Regions from separate parts of the Mus musculus genome. Here region 1 is linked to region 2. The links are chromatin contacts, found by Hi-C or POLR2A ChIA-PET in ENCODE. All regions are on one chromosome and are shown on one strand. Each heading gives the region's core, a stretch centred on a gene start or an enhancer-like site at or near the end of the contact. The rest is flanking DNA. Distances are from core to core; before and after follow the strand shown. Region 1 holds the start of Traf3 (TNF receptor-associated factor 3). Region 2 holds the start of Rcor1 (REST corepressor 1).

Evidence for each region. Hi-C counts contacts between places; a loop is a spot of excess contacts on that map. ChIA-PET counts read pairs that join two places held with the same protein, here RNA polymerase II (POLR2A).
Region 1: a map of left cerebral cortex shows a loop between it and region 2 (2.0-fold over the local background). The contact joins the promoter of Traf3 here to the promoter of Rcor1 in region 2. A Hi-C loop is called at or near these places in 1 of 37 maps with a recorded cell type or tissue (left cerebral cortex). POLR2A ChIA-PET finds 5 or more read pairs at or near these places in 4 of 5 experiments (Patski and embryonic stem cell).

What each region holds. Positions count from the first base shown.
Region 1 is chr12:111,165,007-111,167,824 of GRCm38, reverse strand. It overlaps Traf3 (TNF receptor-associated factor 3), which reads right to left and starts at 1,455. Exons shown (of 12, transcript NM_011632.3): 1 at 1,223-1,455. The region is part of intron 2 of 4930595D18Rik (RIKEN cDNA 4930595D18 gene); the gene reads left to right.
Region 2 is chr12:111,037,961-111,040,698 of GRCm38, reverse strand. Rcor1 (REST corepressor 1) reads right to left here and starts at 1,332. Exons shown (of 12, transcript NM_198023.3): 1 at 811-1,332; 2 at 678-737. The coding sequence starts at 1,093.

The DNA.
Region 1 (2,818 bases), core at 206-2,705, 130 kb before region 2:
CATTTCCTCTCCTTTAAGTAAAGGATGGCTGTACACTATTTTGCTAAACACCCTACAATGATGCAGTATTTTCAACAGGCCATTTTCCAAGATCTGAAAAACACCAGAAGGTTTTAAGAGCTGACTGAGGGTTCCCCTGAACAATTTCTACATATAAGCATTTTACACACAATACAAAACAGCATTTCTAAAGATTTCACTTGTGTATCTAGTCACAGAAATGCTACCAAAAAAAAAAAAATTATGGCTCCTCTTCAGTTGTATGCTGTGAATGTAAATTAAGATGACAATACAACACTCGATAAACCCTTTAAGACTCCACAAAAAAAGAGCATACTTACAAATGTGTGTACGTAACACACACACACACCCTTCTATTTCATTCTCAAAACTGAGTCAAAGCTCAGTACAAAAGCCGTGAAAATAAAATCAGTTCCTTCAACCGATCATTAATCTGAATGCTTCTTCGATTTCAGAGCACGTCCACAACACTTCACCCATTTGCATGTTGTTGCCGTTTTAAATTAAAGGTAAAGAATTGTCCACGCAGAATTCTCTCTAAAGGTCTAATCCTGATACCCGGGTCCCCAACCGGTGGTGATGACAGTGTAGAAACGTGGCGAAACGTACATGAGCCATAGCCTGGCGCCTCCAAAACCTGCAAGCCCCGCGGCAAGGATCGTTTTAATGGCTCGCCCGTGGGGAGCCCACTCTGACCTTTGGTGTTAATCGAAGGTGGAAGGTGTGCATTCGGCCCCAGCTGGATCCCAGAACCGCCTGCCTTCCAGCCTCTCTGCAGCTCTCCGACTATGAATCAGTCATTCATCTGCAGAGCAATGACTCAGTATAAACTTTTAAATAATGGCTCAAAAACCCACCTCCACCAGCCAGGGCGAGCACGCTCATCTATGCGGGCACCCTGTCTCCGCCGCTCCGCACCGCGCCAAAGCCCCGGGCCTCGGAGATGCTGACGGCTCGGCACCCCTCGGGGCGGGCACCCAGGGCTCGAGGCCTGCCTGCCCCGTCTGCCCGGAGCGCCGGCGCCTCGGGCCCGGAGCTGGCCGCACACACAAAGTTTCCAAAGTTGGGGCGGCGGGCGGGCCGCACCGCAGACGGTGAGGCGGCCGGGCCTGGCAGCGAAGGACCCGCCGGGCCCGGGGCCGCCGCCGGGATGGAGCCGCCCGCCGCCCCGCCGCCCGCCGCCCCCGGCCCGCGACCTTACCCCGAGGCCCGCCCGTTCGGCCGGCTCAGGGGCGCCGCGCGCATCCTCCGCCGCCTTCTGCAGCGTCCAGCTCCCCGGGCAGCCCCATGTCGGGGGGCGGGGAAGGGCCGGCGGCCGCCGCCGCCGCCGCCGGCTGGAAAGTCCCTGCTGGGCTGCAACCCGGCTCGCGCACGCGGCGGCCGCCGGCCGCGCCGCCTCACGCACCCTCGCGCTGGCACTTCCTCTCGCGCGCTGGAAATCCCCGCGGGCCGCCTGGGCGCGCGCCCCAGCGCGCCCGCCCCCGCCGCCCGCGCGCGCCTCCCCGCCCCCCCCCTCATCCCCTTCGGCTGGCGCGCGCCCGCGCCCGTTGCTAGGGACCCTCGGCCCCGCGCTCGCCGCCGGCCTTAGCAACGGCGGCGCGCGCCCCAGGCCCTCAGGGCCCTGGCCCCTCCGCGCGCGCGCGCGCGCCCTCGCGCCCCGCCCGCGTCCCGGTCTTTCCGGGTCAAAAAGCCAGTCGAGCGGAGGGGAAGCAAGGAAGGTTCCTCGCCTTGCCACCTCGACGGGCGGCCCAACAGTCTCGCCTACTCGGGCACTCAGGTCCTTGCACCTGTAGAAGACACTCACTCGCGGGCGCCCATTGACACGCGTGCAGAGTTCGTTCCTAGTGTCTCCTGTCCAAGAACACACATCTTCACCGACAGAGTTCACAGGCAGGCGGGCAGGTCTCACAGTCCACATTAGCACACAGCCATGCCACCCTCACACATGCCCCTCGTATGCTCACAGGCGGGTCTGGTACCATCTGACCCAGCTCTAGGGGTTTAGCAGAGTCCTCCTCGGCTCCCTACATACCCACCCGAAGTGGATCTGCCCTGTGTGGACAGGGTGGCCAATTTGTCCTGGGTACTTCTCTAAGCCAGGGACACCCATTTCTCCAGCAGCTTCATCTTGCTGTCTCATGGTCACAGGGCCCCACCAGATGTCCCTACTGCCATGGCAAGATGGGAGCAAATGGGGGTCTATCCTTACAAAGTTCAGACACTTGAGCAAAGAGGCCATGATTGTTTCCAAGTCATCTGGAAGCTCACACATCCCTTCTCAATAAAGTTTGTCGGATCCTAGGCTGGAACGGAGACCAGTGTGACCAGGCTGCGCAGGAAGTCCAGCATCTTCTGTCCAGCTTACCTCATGGAATGTTCTAGAAGCCTGGATAGTCTGACAGGACATCTCTGAATGCAGTAGCCCAACAGGTGCCTGTTCGAGAGCCCACATAGGCCTTGCTAGCCAGGCTCAGCTAGGCCAGTGGCGCCCTCATCTGGGCCACAGGCCACAGTTCTGAGTTCAGAGTCAGGTCAGATCCAGGGTTCCCCAAGGCAACAGTGCTAGAACGACAGTCCCATCTATGAGGACCCTGGAGCTCACTATTAGCCCCTTTCCCCTCGTGGGTGTCTTTAATGGCCCGGAATGCTCAGAGTGCCCCTGCCTTCTTTAACCGTGTTCTCAGACCTCTACTGTTCGACCCCAGCCCTGTCCAGGGCACCTTTCTCACACGCCTTTCACGGCACAAGGAAAACTGCCCAAATCCAGAAAGGCTTCCTTCTCTAGGCTGCACTATTT
Region 2 (2,738 bases), core at 83-2,582:
ATTCTTTCACAACCTCTTCCTCCCCACCCCATCCCCCCCAAAAGAAAAAAGAAATAAAGGAAACACACATTTACAAACAGATCTTAAAATAACAGCCACAAGTCGGGCTCTCTTATCTAGACAGATGCTCTCTGGAAAGCACACTTCTTTTATTACCTGATTGGGGTGGAGGGACAGGAAGATCTTTACTCCACCAGCCCTCGGGATGGGATGGGATGGGATGGGATGGGATGGGATGGGATGGGACAGGATGGGACCGGACGGGACAAGACGGGATGAGAGTCAAGAGGCAATAAGAGCGTAGGGTTGGCAGGGTAACGCTAGGAGCCAGTTTGAAGTAAGAAGTCTCTGCGGAGCCCTGGGTCCGAGCGCCCCAGGACGCCAACTCTCCAGCACTGCCACCCGGGATCCCGTCCTAGCTCCGGTACACCACACCTGGAGGCAGAGACATCCCACTCCACCCCGGCCAGGTGTGGCTTTCTCAGAGCCGGGGGACACTGCGGGCCCAGTGCTGTCCCCACCGGAGCCCATGGCCTCCCCGCACCCGAATCTGCAGCACACTCGTGTGCGAGCGTGCCGCGCCGCCTGCCCTCGCGCCCCGTGTGCCCCCGCGGACCGAAGGCCAACACGCACAAAAAACAAAGTTGTCTCCCGAGCTCCCGTCACTCGCTACTCACCAGGATCGAAGTCGGGCACCGCCGCTTGGTACTGGGGTCCCACCCGCATGCCACCGCCACCTGCGGGGAAGCAGAGCACGGCGGTCAGCGCGGGCGCGGACACGGGCCGGGCGCGGGGGCGGCTGCCACCTACCGTGCTCCTCGTCGCTGGACGAGCCCGAGCTGCCTTCCTCCCAGGAGTTGCTGCCGCTGTTCCCGTTGGGAGCCGCCGCCGCCAAACTTTTATTCTGGCCATTATTGGGGGCGGCGGCGGCCGAGGCGGCGGCGGCGGCCGAGGCGGAGGCGGTGCCGGCCGAGGCGGCGGCTGAGGCGGCGGCCGAGGCGGCCGAGGCGGCGGCCGAGGCTGCGGAGGCCGCCGTGTTCCTCCCTCGCCGCTTCCCTGAGACCTCGGGGCCCTTCTCCACCATGGCCGGCATCGGCGGGGCCCGGGGCCGGGCCAAAGTGACGGGGACCCCGGCTCGCGAGGCGCGGGCGGCGGGCCGCGGGCAGGGGGCGCAGGTGGGCGCCGGGCCGGGCGGGCGAGCGCGCGGGATCCGCTGGCGGGAGTTGGGGCTAGAGGAGGCCCAGACGGGCGGAGCAACGAGCCGCCTCAAGCCCCCGATGCCGAACGGAGCGCAACTTTGGCTCTCATCGCCGCCCGCACTTCGCTGGCTCTAACTACTCCGGGAGCCGCGGGCGGGGGGGAGGGGCGGAGCCTGGGGGGGAGGAGGGCCGCGCACAGCCTAACCCGTCGCTCGCAAGCTCCGCCCCTGCGAGCTTCCATTGGCTCTCACGGGATCCGGGCGGCAAGCAGGGGCATGGTAGGTCTCTGTGCGCGTCCGTCAGGCCACGGGGGCGGGATCACGGGAAGGAGGGGGAAGGTTCTGTGCTTCCGTTGGCCAGGTTGGGTTGACGCGTATCGCCCACTGTACGTGGTTTGAGGTTTGCGATCGCTTTACGCCCCATGATCCATCTCTCGAGGCAACAGCGAGGAGTTAGCCCCCTCCCCCTCCCCAGCGCCCCGCTCCCTCCGCTCGCACCCTGTGGGCCCCGCGCCACCTCCCCCGGGGATCCCGCCGAGCGTCCCATCGGCTTCCCAAAGTGAATGTGCCCGACGCGAGAACAGAAATCGCGGGCAAGGTCGGGACTACTTTCCCCCTCGCGCGGAGGAGTACGCGCACAGTTTGAATGGGTTCTATACAAAGAGGGGAAACTAATTGGAAGAAACTAATTGCGCCCCCGCGTCGCCCAGGGGCGATCGAGATGTACTAGAGCAAGGGAACCTGGGGACGAGGCTCTCAGGTGGCAGTGTCCCCCGAGGGAAGGAAAGCGGTTGTGCCTGGAGACGATGGAGCTCCCCGCTAATTGGGTTGGGGGCCACCGGCTCCCCACGTTGCCTGAGGGGCCGAGGGAGGAGTCGGGATGTTCGGCCGGGGAGGGCCTCGAAGCCGTCGGGGTGAGGGGAGGTGCCGAGTGGCCCCGGGACAGCAGGAGGGACATAGATCGACTAGGGGCCCCACCGCGAGGGGGAAAAAGAAGGAGCTTGAGTCCCCAGCTCGGTAGAAGAGGAGGGTCACTTCCCGAGACCCGGGCCCTTCCCCCAGCCCGCAGGGCTAAGAGCCTGAACGCGGAGGAGTCGGTGACACCCAGCCCTGGGCGTCCTTGTCCCTGGAGTGATCAAGCGAGGGGCCCCGTCACTGCCTGACAGCTGCCTGTGGGGCTGGGTGGGCTGCCCCACCCCCCGCGCCAGCGACCAAACCTGGGGACTATAGGTGAAACCGTTTGCTTTAAATTAAAAATAAATAAATAAAACAGGAGATGGCTATTTTTCGTTTATATTACTTCAGACCTGGGCTTCATATGGGGACAGTTTTTACACCCGCTCAGGATATAAATAGCTACAGAGAGAAAACGAGAGTTTTATGGTTTGAAAGCCCGCATAAATAAGCAGGGGTTTCTCTTCCACGTTTTCTGCCCCGCGAATCATTTTAAACTTCACTGAAGTGACCATGGTCACTTCTAACTGGCCTTCAAGAACAGGGCCCAGAGCCTCCCGGTAGCAGATCCCTGCCCCCACCAAGT